Linked DNA regions of Homo sapiens: region 1 is linked to region 2. Evidence: read pairs that join two places in POLR2A ChIA-PET (ENCODE). Cell type or tissue: Panc1. All regions are shown on one strand.

What was found. ChIA-PET counts read pairs that join two places held together with the same protein. Peaks named below come from ENCODE experiments on the same cell type or tissue, not always from the same donor. Only the 100,000 strongest peaks of a DNase experiment are listed, where the experiment ranks them.
Region 1: POLR2A ChIA-PET joins it to region 2 with 12 read pairs; 5 of 35 experiments call an interaction of 5 or more read pairs at or near these places.

Annotation. Positions count from the first base shown.
Region 1 is chr2:11,371,351-11,379,350 of GRCh38, forward strand. PPIAP60 (peptidylprolyl isomerase A pseudogene 60) reads left to right here. Exons shown (of 4, transcript XM_047446546.1): 4 at 350-445. The coding sequence ends at 445. Among named protein-coding and RNA genes, the nearest start is that of LINC00570, 19 kb to the right of the region's middle. RefSeq lists enhancers at 4,395-4,953, 6,851-7,060. In Panc1, no CTCF peak of the experiment used is centred here; DNase peaks (open chromatin) are centred at 3,121 and 3,471; H3K4me3 peaks cover 626 bases; H3K27ac peaks cover 1,948 bases.
Region 2 is chr2:11,183,281-11,191,280 of GRCh38, forward strand. ROCK2 (Rho associated coiled-coil containing protein kinase 2) reads right to left here. Exons shown (of 33, transcript NM_004850.5): 33 at 1-160. The coding sequence ends at 157. Among named protein-coding and RNA genes, the nearest start is that of SLC66A3, 32 kb to the left of the region's middle. In Panc1, no CTCF peak of the experiment used is centred here; a DNase peak (open chromatin) is centred at 4,041.

The sequences.
Region 1 (8,000 bases), 190 kb after region 2:
CTAAGAGTCACGCAGGTTGTCAGAGATGCAGACCTGGGCATCTGCCTCTCCTTACACCATGACATACCTTGTTGAATGACTGAGACACCAGTGACACCGGTGACAGGACGCAGGAGAGGACTTGGGGCAGGGAGGCGCCTGCTCATAACCCTCTCTGACTTCCAACTGCAAACCCTTACTGGCTGTTGTCCTCTGCCAGGCACTGTGCTGAGCCCCATGGAGGCACCAGCCTCTTCGATGGTGGCATTTTAAGGCCTACAATGGCAGAGAAACGTCGTGGAGGAGTGAGGGTATTTCCAGCCATGGCTGGAAACTGACCCTGAATCCGAGCGTTCTCTGGTCTGGACAGAGTGCCAGGCCTGTGGCAAAGCAGGTAACCTTTGAAACGGAATCTGATCTGCTGTCGGCCACTGCCCAGGCCACAGTCTGCCAAAGGGACAGCTGAACGAAAGGCTCAACTTCCTCCTTCATCAGCTCCAAGTTCCAGGACAAGAGGCAGAACCAGGTGCCACCGAGCCTGCCACAGGTAAAGCTGCTTCTCTGTCTTAGGCCTCCCTGCTCTCGTCCTCAGGGCACTTCTCACCCCCTCCATCCCTGCTGACGCTGAGTGCTATCACCCCCAAGGAAGGACGCTTCCTGGAATGCCCAGCCTGCCACCCAAGAGACTCCCCTCAGGGCACCCACTGCTGGATCCAACAGGTCTGCCCCAGTGCCAGCCCCTAGAACCACAGGCTTCTGTAAGCTTCGACTTCCACATGCAAACCAAGTACGCTCAGCCTTTTAAAGTGCAATCCTCTTTGTTCAGAATGTTCTTCCTCCTGTGGCCAGGCTGACTCCTTTTCTCAATCCTCAGGTCCCAGGAGGGCTGTCACTGCCCAGCACCTCTCCCCAACCTCCTGTGTGCTCTCTGAGCATTGTGTACCCGCTCCTGGTGCCACACAGACTCTTGCCATGACCTCTTCTTTGTCTCTGTTTCCATTGGCTGTGTCTCATTCTCCATTGCATCTGCAGCACCCAGCCCTGCACCTGGCACATAGAAGACCCTCAGTGGTATTTCATCAATAAATGGGAATGGTCTTACCCTTCCATGCCCACAGACACACTTGCACCCAGACCTCTGCAGCCCCTGCCCTCCCAATGACCTTGCCTTGGAGACTCTGCAGTTCTCACCTTTGACAGCTTTCTGAGAATTCGACCGTCCCCAGGCTGTCCTCTTCATTGATGCCTTTGCCACTTAAACCAAAATATGCTGTGCTTTTCTAGGTTTCTGCTTCTTGCCAAGTGTCTATCTCTTACTCTACCGACCATCACCATTGACGTGTGTGAGGGGACATCTGGAAGCACAGTCCTCTAAGGTGTGTGTGTCAAGATAGGGTTTGGGTGGCAGAGGGAGGCCCAAGTGCTGGTGGGTTCACCCACAAGGATTTGCTGACAGCTAGCTACACACCTTCCTGTTCTTTGAGAATTTCAAACGTGAGTAGATCAGCCCTTGCCATCCAAGAGCTTAGGTTGAGGGTCTGAGGGTGGAAAACACAATGAACACAAAGCTTAATTCCAGAATGGATGCCAATAATGGCACATACCATCTGCTAAGCACCTACTGTGTGTGGGCATTTAACGGTCACTGTCTTCCATTTATATAACAACCTTGCGATTTATGAATTAGAGAACCATCTTACAGGTTACAAAATTGAGATAAGTGAGCTGCCGTCTATATCAGAGAATAGAAGGTTCTGAGACCAAGATTTGAAACCAGACCTTGCCAAGGAATGACCAAAATTCATTCCTTACCAAGATGTCACTTTGGGGGCCTTATCTTAAAAGTGCTTTTCTGCCAGTTTCAATGCTCTTGAGAGGACAGTCTCCCCCTCGAAGGCTCCTAGCAACATCGCTGGGCAGGCTGGGCTGCTAAGAACACCTGTGTTTAATTTAGGTGGTGACTCAGAAGTCCCATGCCCAAAATAGGTGACACAGGCACACATAAACTGTGGCCTCCTTTTTCTACCTCCAGCCCTAACCTCTGACCCTACTGTCTGTGATTGGAAAGAAACGAAACAGTGGTACTGGGAAGAGCTGTTCCCGACCTAAACCTTGCACACAAATGGTGTCAGCAGGCACAAATCAACATGAAGATTATTAAGGGGAAACAAGCGGAAAAAATACAACTCACTAGGAATTCCTAAGTGGAGGGGCTGGGGTGTGTGTTTGTGTGTTTGTGTGTGTGTTTGTGTACATGTTTTTAACTCATCCAGATTGGAAAAAAAATGTGCCTGCAAAGGTTTCACCTTTACTTTCTCAAACCAAAAGAGATCATGTCAAGATGCCAGTCAATTGGGAGGAACTGAGGGTGAAGCCCCAGCAGGAGGGCCCTCTCTTTTCTCTTTTGAAACTTGGTGATGGCCAGGTACAGTGGCTTATGCCTGTAATCCCAGCACTTTGGGAGGCCGAGGCAGGTGGATCACCTGAGGTCAGGAGTTCCAGACCAGCCTGGCCAACATGGGGAAACCCCATCTCTACTAAGAATACAAAAATTAGCCAGACATGGTGGCACGCGCCTGTAATCAAAGCTACTCAGGAGGTTGAGGCATGAGAATTGCTTGAACCCAGGAGGCGGAGGTTGCAGTGAGATGAGATCACACCACTGCACTCCAGCCTGGGTGACACAGTGAGACTCGTGAAAGAAGGAAAGAAAGAAAGAAGGAAAGAAAGAAAGAAAGAAAGAGAGAGAGAGAGAGAGAGAGAGAGAGAAAGAAAGAAAGAAGGAAAGAAGGAAAGAAAGAAAGAAAGAGAAAGAAAGAAAAGAAAGAAAGAAAGAGAAAGAAAAGAAAGAAAGAAAGAAAGAAAGAAAGAAAGAAAGAAAGAAAGAAAGAAAGAAAGAAAGAAAGAAAGAAAGAGAAAGAAACTTGGTGTCCCCAGTGCATGCCTCAGCAGCTGTGGGATTGAAAAGTTATACATATTTTTTCCCATTGAGTAAACAAGTCTACCATTAGAAGCAGGACTTCCTTCTTGATATACTTGGATGGAGACGATTTGTTTGAAAATGAGTCTGTTTAAAATGAACACAGCCGCTCCCCCCGCGAATCTGCGGGCAATCTGACATCTTTGGAGCTCACTCAGAATGACACACTGAGCAAAATTCCACCACGTTAAATTCGAGTAGACTTGACATGGTGGAAAGATCACAGGCCTGGGGCAGAGGGCCTGGCCCCTGCCCTCGCCCCTGGGGCCCTGTGAGAGCCAGGACAGGCCCTCCCCTCATCCAGCGGCCGTGGAGCCCTGGGTCTCTTCCTGCAGCTCGTTTCTCTCGTGTGAGGCAGACACAGTGCAGCGCTCTCTTGAGGTCTCTGTGGCATTTCTGGAATGTCCTTCTTCCCCAGTTCTGCTGTTCTTTCTCCCTAGCGTGAAGGCAGGGAAATAAAGAGGCCTATTTATAGTGGGCTGGGCCAAGGCAAGCTCATCTCAAAGCTGAGTATTTATGACTGTTAGTGTCTCAGAGACAACCTGTGAATGGCCTGGCGTCTCTCCAACGGTGTGGTGTGGACTTGGCACCACTTCGCACGGCACTGGAGCTGGGTGCTGCCTTCCAGCTGGGCGTGTGAAGGGCCCGTGCAAAGCCTCTGCCTCCCCTACCCCGGCTCTCAGGGCCCTGAGGAGCTTACGGGCTGGAAATGGCCACTTCCTGAAGAACGGTAACCAGCCCCTGTGTAGGCAACAACTCACGCGCGCCCACGGAAACTCAGAGGCGTGGCTGTTACTATCCATATTTTAAAACGCAGTGATGGCTCCAATGCATTTGTTCTGTGTAAGGTAACGGGCTATTCTAGACAAGCTTTGGGGTATCTGCCTCTCCAACTTATGCCCTTTACTTTGTGAACGAATCCCACCCACAGCCATGATCACTCAGTGTGACTTCGTTACCCTGGCCTTGGTTAATTGGACCAGCGATGGGCCGGTGACCCAGGCTAAGCCAATAACATATTCTCTCCGAAAGTTTTGCTTCCAGATTCCCTTCTTAGCCTCTGTTGGGCCCTTGACTGGGGAGCCCAGTGAGGCCAGGCCTGGGCAGCTGAGCTTGTCATCTCAAACAGAAGCAAAGGAAGCTTCTCTGCAGAGCAGTCAATGAAACTGTCACACAATGACCCCAGAAGTCCTGACAGATGGTTCTGCCAGCTTCCCTGTTCCAGTCACTCTCGAAGCCTTTGGTTCCCGGAGATTCTACTGCTCTATCTTTTTGAAACAGAATGTTCTATTAGGGTTTAAATTTATGTAACACAATAGCCTATTGGAAGATTTTTTAAAAAAAAAACTTACTGGAAAAATCTACCAGCTGCTATCTGGAGACACAAAGACAGAAGGTCCCTAGAGGGCAGATCCTGAGTAGCCTCACTTAGACGGGGAGGCAGGGGCAAGCCCCGACATGGCAAAGCCAGCCCCTCCGTATGTCCCAGCCAAAACCAGCGTTGGAGAAGGGCAGTGGGGCCGCTGATGGCTATCGTGTGTGAGAGCCAGGGCCGGAGCCAGCTATGGTGCTTCCCTCATGACTTAGAAAGCAGCTCCTGTGAGCATCCAGGTACTTCTGGGCAGTTGGATTTTCCAGGTTAAGGCAGTGAGACTGGGCTCTCCCATTCCTTCCAGCCTCCCCACCCATACTGCCTGTCACATGGGGCTTTCTGGACTTAGAAGGGGAATCCACTGGCTTCATAAAGTAAATATTGCCATCTGAGACCTGGCTTCAAACTCTGAAGTAGAACACCCCAGTTACACTTCCAGTAACTTTCCCTTTCTTGCTTAAACTACTTTGGGTGAGACTTTGTTCTTGTGATGGAAAGAGCTTCGTTGAAGTGACAAATGCTGGGGGATGCTGAGTCCACATCCCGGTCTGTCTGACTCCAAATCTGAGTGACTCTGAGTCCAGAGGTCATTCGACTTCACATCAAGGCCTCTCTGATGCCGCCTCGCATCCCCTGAGAGCTTGGCAGACCTGGAGGCTCTCGTCAGAATTCCCCAACAAAATCTGTGTTTTAACAAGTTCCCTGGTACCCCTGGGGGGGCACTGATCTGATTCACCCACCAGCCTCCCAAGGCCCTGTAGTGCTGAGCTGTGGACCTCACTAGGACGCTCTCCTTGTCCCTGCCACTAGCTCCAGTGGGATCTCAGGCCAAGACCTCTCCTACCCTTGGCTCCCATTAACTTCTTTATAAAACAAAAGGCCCTCCCTGGTCCTGAGCTGAGGTGGCATCAGCTGTTCCCTTCAAAAAAGTGGCCCAGAGAAGCGGGGAGTAGAGAGTGACTGCTAATAGGTACAGGATTTCTTTTTAGAGTAATAAAAATATTTTAGAATTAGACAATGGTGATGGTTATCCAACTCTGTGACTGCACTAAAAACCATTGACTTGTACAACTTAAAAGGGGGACATTTTATAGTATGTGAACTATAGCTTAATAAAGCTGTTATTAAAAAACAATGGTACAGTACTTGAGAAAGAGAAACAATAAACCTTGGTAAAAAATAGGTTCAGTTTTATCTCAAAGCCCTATGGCTTCTCTACAGGAAGCCTTTGCTTTTGTTCTGTATCTCATGGTTTCTCTTCACAAGGCCGTTATGAAGCTCAGATGGCGCAATGGCTCAGAAGAGATTTGCAAAGGAATAAGCGAGAGATCAGAGCAGGGAACGCAGGTCAACAGCAGCCCCTCCTCCCTGTCTGCCTTCCCCTGAACCTCCGTGCAACCAGAGCCTCTGGGGAGAGGCAGGTACATCTTGTGTTTCTTTTCAGTGCAACTGTAGCTGGCCGGATGCCACAGGACATTTACTTTAAAAGAATATTTAAAAAATTTTTTTAGAAAAATGAAGGTCTCGGGACTGGGCACGTGGCTCATGCCTGTAATCCCAGCACTTTGGGAGGCGCAGGCGGGAGGATCACTTGAGGCCAGGACTTCAAGACCAGCCGGGGCAACATAATGATACCCCGTCTCTACAAAAACTTTTAAAAAATAGTCAGGTGCAGTGGTGAGTGCCTGTAGTCCCAGCTACGAGGGAGGCTGAGGCAGGAGAGTGGCTTGAGTCCAGCAGTTTAAGGTTGCAGTGAGCTGTAATCACACCACTGCACTCCCGCCTGGGCGACAGAATGAGAAAGAAAAAATGTTTTTAAAAAATTTGTCTCTAAGAAAAAATGTTTTTAAAAAACATTTTTTTAATGAAGGTCTAGTCATCAAGACCCAAGACCCCACTGTCTGGCAGGTCATCTTGGGGAATTCCTATCCATTTAGCTTCCCCAGGTCCAGGAACTTCCTTGGACCTCCTGGGTTGACTGCCCCCATGTTGCCCCGGCCAATGCTCAGTAACATTTGTTGAATGCCTGATTGTGGCCCACATTTAGAATTATTAGAGAAAGGCCGGGCGCAGTGGCTCATGCCTGTAATTCCAGCACTTTGGGAGGCTGAGGTGGGCAGATCACTTGAGGTCAGGAGTTCGAGAACAGCCTGGCCAACATGGTGAAACCCTGTCTCTACTAAACATACAAAAATTAGCTAGGCATGGTGGCACACACCTGTAATCCCAGCTACTCGGGGGGCCAAGACAGGAGACTGTCTCAAAACAAACAAACAACAAAACAGAATTATTAGAGAAAGAACATTTAAGGAAGTGAGAAAATGTGGTAAGGTATGAAACCTTGGCCTGTTGAAAGCCAAAATCACCTTCTGATTAGGAGGGGCCTGGCCTCCAACCTCCCTGGAGAACGGTTTGTTCCCCTCCTTTGCAGCCAGGTTGCAAACATTTATGACCCATTTAATCATGCTCAGTGTTTGGAGCCACACAGAGAGGGCTTCTGCAGGCTCGGACGTCATCTCGGGGCGAAGGGTGGTGTTTGATGTGTCACGCGATGAAATGCTCCCCACTCCACTCATGGTTATTATTTTTTTGCCTTTAAGCAGACAGAGTCCATCAGAGATTAGAACTCTGCCAGAGTTTCTGGGTTGAGTGATGAAGCACAAATGTTTCCCTTTCCAACGCTCTCGGAACTGTCAGCCTTATTTCTATGGCTGTCATTCTCTTATTCACAAAAACGAAACCGGGCTAAGCTGCCCTTCCTCCCTGGGCTTTTTCCAGCCTGAAGTCTCTGAAATAGCCATGTTTGTTGTAGCAGCAAGTGGGAATGTTGTCTGCTGTGATAAATGGCCCGTCCCTTCCCCTAAAATAGCCACTGGACTTCCTGGGAACTTTCCTCTCAGTCCTCTGATGAGGGAGGGTCTCGGTGGGCCTGTGGGGACTCAGCAGGGGCTACCTGGTTCAGGCTGGCTCCTTCTCCTTAAAAGCAGAACGAGGGCCCATTCGAGTCAGAATGAGCCCCTGCAGAGCTTCTTAACCGTATACAACCCCGGGCAAGCTATTTTGCCTCTCTGAGCCTCGTTTTCTCACCACATTTGGGCCAAGGAGAAGACTAAATGAGATACTATATGAAAGGTGCTGGGCCCAGATCAGACCCTTAATAAACAAGAATTCAGGCAGGCAGCGGTGAGGTTCTTGCCTGCTCCCTTTCACCCATAGATGCCTCCTGTCACTGCCTAGTGGCTGAGCTCTGGGAAGGGAGGCAGGGGACCCACCTCACTCCCTGCCCTGTGCGTACAGCCTAAGCCAGGCTCACTGAGTCCCTCACCACCTCCTTTGTTCAGTAAACATTGACTGGGCATCTGCTGTGCCCCAGAGCCTGCAGGAGGCCATGGGGACAAGGACAAGTCAGACATGGCTCTGGCCCTCAGTACAGAGATCTCTACAGGATGCAAGGGACCCTAATTGATCTGTTGTACAGTGGGAGTTCGAAATGCCATGGGCAGGAGAGAGAGAAGCCTGGCATTGACTGGAAGCTTCCAGAAAGGTTGCTTCTCTTACTGAGGCTGGGCCACACCCTGGGCTGTTGGGAGCCCCCCACCATGCCTTGTTTTGTTCAGCTCTGGCATACGGTAACCATGTATTACCAGCAGGAATTAAAGGAGCTTTAGG
Region 2 (8,000 bases):
TACAGGGAAAAGGGGAACACATATATGTATGAGTGTATGTATCAGTCTCTCAGGAAAATATAGCTTTTTAATAAATTTTGGGCCATCATATTTCAGTCTTGTTTTCACTGGAAGAATACGATCACCTTGAATAATGACTGCTTTCATAGAAGGCAGTTAGCTGAAAAGAAAGGAAAAATAAAGTTAGTTGATACAGTGAAATAATTTAAGAGTGTTAAATTCCTAGAAAAAGCATTCCATTCACATTATTAAACTATATAGTCTTCCAGCTACTATATTTTTTAACACTAAAATCATGCATAAACATACTTACTGTATTACTTTTCCTATAGGTACAACATGCAATTATATTCTTTCCCAAAACAACTTGGGATTTTGGAATATTAGCTACACACATTACACACACATTTTAATATGGTTAACAAGCTATTAGGGTTAAACAATATACCACAGAATAACTTAGAAGATAAAAGTTTGATTTGGGGTTTAACTGCCAGCTGCCTCATGTAGCTGAAAGGGAAATGGGCCTATTGATCAGGTTCTACTTGGCTGTTCAACCCTAAGCCACATTTTGTTTTTCTATAAGATAGGACCAACTACATTGTTGTAGTAAATATATACAAGCTACTCTATGAAATCTGATTATAAATAGATACCAGTACTACCTGATTTATGTTTTGCAACTTGCTTACTTAGACTAAAACACACATTATTTCTTTTAAATCCTTCTATGTAAAAGGTTTAACTTGAGGCTCAACTTTCATTCAAATCTCCTTTAGCCACTATTAACCAAACTATTTTACATTTTCTAAAAGCACAATTCTCACAGCGTATCACTGACATTCTTCAGCAAGGGTAACATTAAATTCTCACAAAGCAAACATTTCACAGCACCACACACAAAAATGCCAAATCAGAAATAGCTATTTCACAGCACTTATTAGACTTATAAAGTTTTTATGCTTTCAATTCTTGCAAGTTGGAAATAAAAGGAGAGAGATGGAGAAAGGAATCTCATGCTATGTTCACAAACTAATATAGCTGTAGGAACTTGAAAACGTTGTAAATTTTACTTCTCTTCTGAATATGGCTTCTTTGGAATGAACAGAACGTATCAGAATTAACTCCTTTTGTGATTTCTACATCTCATTCCTAAGATAAATTCTAACTGTACTAAAAATTTATAGCCAATAAAGAATCTGAACATAGCATTTCACTTTTACACTTAACATGTAAATTTCAGTTAGCAACTTTTCGAAAACTACTTTTAACTATATACTATTAAAAACAAGTTTCAAAAATAAAAAATAATGAAAGCCCAAGTGGCAAACCACATGCACTACGTTGAAGTACTAAAATAACTGATTTTTCATTTTTTGATTTACCCCATTTATTTCTTCAGAAATCAAAAACATCGTCATCATCATCACCACCACCATCAACATCATCAAATGACCAATCCCAGTCTTTAAATGCCAAATCAAGCAATCTGCAATAGGAGGTTTGTAAATTTATACTCTAACACTCTTTAGAAACTGTAACTTAATGTTATGACTTAGAAATCATACTTTGAATGTGCTTGTAAGCATTTTAATTTTCCCTTCATGGATAACAACAAGATTAAAATTAAGACGGACGCACATAGGGAAGCCTTGCCCTTTATATATAAATGCATATAATCATGTTGGCCAAGTACACTTTCCAGATATTTGAAGACAGCGATCATATTTGGGATAATAAGAAACAATCTGCTTCTCCCTCCTCACTCCCATACCCCAGATAAACACATAACCATCCTGATGCCCAGTTTGATTTGAGAATTATGAAAGCACATTTGTCAATGTTCCCCTTCACCAAAGTGGTCAGATTGTCAGCTCAGTTTTTCCATCATAGCACCAAAAACCATGGGGTAAAAAGGGAGTAATAGAATAAGAAAGCAGCTTTCTGAATTCCAGTAGGACCCTGCCTGCTCAATGTGTCACCAAGAGCTTTGTCCTGCATATGAAAAACTAGGGACAAGGGAAAAGCCACAGGTACATAAGTAGCATTAGCAAGTCATCTTGGCTAAATTGGACTTAGAGTTGGGATATATGTGGTCTTTTCTTTCTAATTCAATAACCTAAACTGTAATATTGCTATCATCTTTGTTTTTAAAAATAGCCACCTGGCCAGATGCGGTGGCTCACGTCTGTAATCCCAGCACTTTGGGAGGCTGAGGCGGGCAGATCACCTGAGGTGAGGAGTTCAAGACCAGCCTGGCCAACATGGTGAAACCATGTCTCTACTAAAAATACAAAAATTAGCTGGGCATGGTGGCAGGTGCCTGTAATCACAGCTACTCAGGAGGCTGAGGCAGGAGAGTCACTTGAATCCAGGAGGCGGAAGTTGTAGTGAGCCGAGATCGTGCCATTGCACTCCAGCCTGGGGAACAAGAGTGAGACTTCGTCTCAAAAAATTAATAAATAAATAAAAATAAAAATAAATAAATAATAAAAAAAAGCAGTAACTTTTTCATTTTTAAAACTGTGGTGTTCATGAATCAACTTGTGCCAAGGAACTCATCTGGTCCCCAAAGTCTCACCTGTAATCACTATTGTCAGTGGTTCTTATTTACACACTTCTAAAGTAAGAAACTTTAGTGTATATGATTTACCTACTGCTCTTTATAAGGCCTCATTCCAAGAGATTTAGATATGACTGAAAAGGGCCCAAATATTTGCATTTTCAAATAAAAAACCTGAGGCGATTTCTGATACAGCTGGTTAACTTTGAGAAACACTGACAGAATAGGTTAATGGATGATTACTCTAATTTAAAATAAACACAGCGACTCAAATTACTCTTTTAAAATGTGCTAAACACAGCACAACATTTGAGAAAACACACAAACAGATATAATTACTCACTGAACACATATCGCAACCTGGCACACACTCACTTCTCTAGACTTATATATAATGTAACTTATAGCCATAGTTTCAGCTCTACTGCTTGGGAGATTGTGATCAGCAGGCCTTCCAGGGCATCCAAGCCTCAGCTTTAGCATAGGTTAGGAGAAAGCTGCATTGCATACCCTTTCAAAACCTTTGAAGTGTGTGCCAGTGTCACAATCTCAAATTTAAGTCTAATCGCTAGATGCGACTGTAGTGTATGACGAGACTTCCCTTACAACCCTCTCCCTCATCCCTTCGAATCAGTCATCTAATTCTAGTTATTTCAACTGAAGAAATCTTTCCAAATCCAGGTTTATTTTCTTCGTTTTCATTGTCAAGTACTCAGTTCAGGATCTCATTAAGCCTGAATACCAATCCCTTACTGAAAGACTTCTACTTATAAATCAAAACTCCTGAGCACAGTGTACATGGAGCTTTTCAGTTGGGTTCAGACTTTCTCTCTAGTGTCACATCATCTTTTACCACTCCCTACCCTTGCCTTCTCCCAACGCCAAGCCAACACAAAATTACAAATACATAAGTAATTCTGATGACTTTGTACCTCTGCACATGACATTTTGCTTGGAACTGATTTTCCCTTATTTGTCTGCTTGTAAAATTATCCATCCTCCATTGTTTGAGATCTTTCTTAATGTCCTCAGGCAGAATTCTCCATGCTTCCCTCGTTTCCCCAAGCGCTCTGTTCATCCCTATATTATAAACAGCATTTTACATAGTACTGTAATTGCCTGTTGCTTGACTGTCTCCACCATTAACAGGGATATAGTTCAGGCCTGCGAAACTTATTGTCAAAGATGCTTTGGAAAGAGTGCATTTAATTTGGAGTTCTACCAGCAGTCCACAAAAGTACCCATTTCGTTTCTTAACCCGTGCCAGTTTGGCAGGTGAAAAATGGTTTTATGTTATAGTTTTAATTTAATGCTAATTTCTTAATACAGTAGTCCCCCCATATCCTTGTCTTCACTTTCCATGGTTTCAAGTTACCAGTGGTGAACCACAGTCTGAAAACATTAAATAGAAAAGCTCAAAACAACTTAGAAGTTTTAAACTGCCCAACGTTGTAAACAGCGTGATGACATCTTGTGCCATCCCACTCTGTCCTGCCTGGGATGTGAGTCATCCCTTTGTCCAGCATATCCATGCTTGTTAGTCACTTACTAATGGTCTTCATTATCAGATTTTAAAAAATTGTATGTGTACGGTCCAGTACTATTCGTGATTCCAGGCATCCACTGGGGGTCTTGGACTACATATCCCTTGAGATAAAGGGGGACTACTGTAATCAGGCTGATCACTTTTTTTTACATTTAACAGCTATTTCCATAATAATGCCTGCATGCGCCTCATTAATTTTGTATGGGGATGAGGCAATCTTTTTTCTCAATGATTTATAAGAACTTTTCGTATGTGAAGATACTAACTCATCTTTCTCATATATTTTGGAAATACATGGTGTTTTTTAAATTTACAAGGCTTTACTTTTGGGGTAGTTGATCTTTGGCTTTGTTTTCTTTGCTTTTATTATTTGGAAGTTCTTCCCCAATTCAAGATCAGGTATATATTCACCTATGGATTTATTTTTGACACTTCAAATTGTATATAACTTCATTATTTTCCCAAGTAGACTGTTAATTCTTTAACATTTAGAAATGAGGAAGAGCAAAGATAAGATAATAATGACACAATAGCTACTTCCTCCTTTAAGTTTTAACTGTGCTGCCATGTTTTACACTTCTTAAAACTCGGTAAGTGAGCATTTGTTACATTTTTGCTTTATACTTTTCTGCATGCATTAAATACTGCGTTAAAAAAAATCTTTAAAAGAAAAATAATTAAAGAGAAATACCCTCTAGCCAAACTGGTATATAATTTTTTTTTTTTTTTTTTTTTTTGTGTGACGGAGTCTCGCTCTGTTGCCTAGGTTGGAGTGCAGTGGTGCGATCTCGGCTTACTGCAACCTCCACCTCCTGGGTTCAAGCAATTCTCTGCCTCAGCCTCCCCAGTAGCTGGGATTACAGGCGCCTGACACCACGCCTGGCTAATTTTTGTATTTTTAGTAGAGATGGGGTTTCACCATCTTGGCCAGGCTTGTCTTGAACTCCTGACCTCAGGTGATCCACCTGCCTTGGCCTCCCAAAGTGCTGGGATTACAGGTGTGAGCCACCGCGCCCAGCCCAGACTGGTATATTTTTATCTTGCATTGAAACAAATTAGGACTCCCCAAATTGTCTTCATCAAAAATTAGCATTTTATTCACAAATTTCCTACTTTTCCAGTATGGCATTTTAATTTTAATTCAAAAGTACCAAGAAAACATTCCTGTAGAATAGCATTTCTATACATTATTTTTATGAACTGTCAATTAATTTCTAGTCTTATTTTATTTTTATTTTTTTATTTTTATTTTTTGAGACGGAGTCTCACTGTCGCCCAGGCTGGAGTGCAGTGGCGTGATCTCGGCTCACTACAAGCTCCGCCTCCCGGGTTCACGCCATTCTCCTGCCTCAGCCTCCCGAGTAGCTGGGACTACAAGTGCCTGCCACCACGCCCAGCTAATTTTTTGTATTTTTTAGTAGAGATGGGGTTTCACTGTGTTAGCCAGGATGGTCTCGATCTCCTGACCACGTGATCCACCTGCCTCGGCCTCCCAAAGTGCTAATTTTGTAGGGTGCATGTCTGTAATCCCAACTACCCAGAAGGCTGAGGCAGGAGAATTGCTTGAACCTGGAAGGTGGAGGGTTAGGGTGAACCGAGATCACGCCACTACACTCCAGCCTGGGTGACAGAGTGAGACGTCATGTCACAAAAAAAAAGAAAAAAGAAGAGAAAAAGATGTAATGATGTAATGGCAGATGACCACAAAGAAAGACACAGAGGAAAAGTTACCAAAAATGGTTAAGTGAACATTTATGGGTTCACTTTATATTTGATGTATCTAACAAAGCCAAACTTTGTTTTAAGAAGGATACCATGTCAAATTAGTTCAACTAAAGCTAGATTGACTAATGCTAAGACTAATATTAAACAAACTCAAATGAACAGCTAGATGTTAGATCACTGCTGAGACACACCAGCAATTCTGTGCCTCTGTTTTCTTGGATGACCCTTTACCATTTCCACCCATTTGTATACTGAATGGGCTTTAGTCCAGTAGAATGTTAAAAACCATCCAGCCTGAGGCTTGATTCCTCCCTGGAACCATGCTACTCAATGAGATTTACAATTTGCCTCTCTGATTGGTTCTTCTTCTAATACATCTTCCAAGGAAAAGGTCTTTAACTGTTTAGTGCTATTTATGATCTCTCACACTTTCAAATAATGTCTTTAGAGAACAAAATATCCTCAGTTCCTTCGCTTGCTACATAATACTTTCAAATGACATACTGCAACCTCTGTTATTCTCATCTATATACCATTCAATTTGTATAAGTGACTCTTAAAATGTGACATTCAAAATGGAATACTGGCCAGGCGTGGTGGCTCATGCCTGTAATCCTAGCACTTTGGGAGGCCGAGGTGGGAGGATTGCTTAAGGCCAGGCATTTGAGACCAGCCTGGGCAACATAGGGAGACCCCCATCTCTACAGAAAATAAAAACAAAAAAAAATTAGCCAGGTGTCATGGTGCATGTATGTGGTCCCACCTACTCTGGGAGGCTGAGGTGGGAGAATAATCAGTTGGGCCTGGGAGGTCAAGGCTGCAGTGAGTCATGATCGTGCCATTGCACTCCAGCCTGGGCAACAGAGTGAGACCCTGTCTCAATAATAATAATAATAATAATAAAATGCAGGTTGATTGATTCATGTAAGAGATACAGACACAATGCTAGGAGTACATGAAACAATGGAGACTCAAATGCCAAAAACAATGGAAATAATGTTGCAGATGTACAACAAAATCCAAATTATATTATAAATGTGACCACCTTTATGTTTAGAATTTCAAAGAATGTATTAAATGAATTTTTTCACAAAATATACACTACACATTTTACAGTCAATTTTGATATTAGTTTTATTTACATGCAGATATGAGGGAAAGAAATCCTTACTACTTACCGTTGCTATGACAAAATGTGTTTTTTAAAAAAATCAATGAAGAATGATTCACAGGGCAAGGCCAGAAGTTTTTTAAAAAAAAAAAAAAAAGTAACAAAAATCAAAAGTAAATGTACTCTCAAATAGACCATAATGCTGATTTGGACTGGGAAAGGAAGGTATTTGTAAGTCAGTGTACATAAAAACAGCCTGTTACATAACTGGGAGCGTGCCTCATAAACTAATTCCATATATGTTATCGTATGTAGTGAAATCATTAATGTGTCAAATAGCACAAAAGAAAAAAATGTATCAAAAGGATATTTGGAGTTATTATAGTTCTAGATCTAGACAAACCCCTTCTGGAGTCTTAATCAAAAACAAATATAACAATACCTATTCTATTCCATAGGACTATTTTAAAGAGCAAATGAGATAATATATAAGAAGTTAAATGAGAGAAAAGAATACACAGAGAAGTACTTTGGAAACTGAAATCACTACACACTATAAGGTATTAAAATACCATTTAAGCATTAATAGTTCTACAATATTAATAATAGAAATTTAATTTTCAGATGTTTTACAGAAGGCACTTGAAATGGCCTTCAGTGTCTCTGAATTCTGAGTTTCTTTAGCTTTAGTCAATAATCATTAATTTTGTTTAGTTTTATCATACCTCACACAAAATATTCAACATTTTCACTGCTGAAACACCAATTCTGCCTTTGTCATTCTAAATTATTTCCTTGAGAGATTAGTTTCAGAAAGTTTCATCTAAGATGTTTGTGATTAGAATTTCTGACAATACAGCCAATGCTATCAATATTCATATACTGAAGGTCCTGTGTTAGGGAACCAAAAGGATACCTGAAATCAGATACCTGATCAAAGGATATGCTTTTTCCTTTAGCTAACCAAATTCTTGTGTTCATTTCATGTTCAATGGATAGCAATGTTTATAAATGCTGAAGTAGTTAGTAAGCCAAGAAATGGCTATTGTGAATCA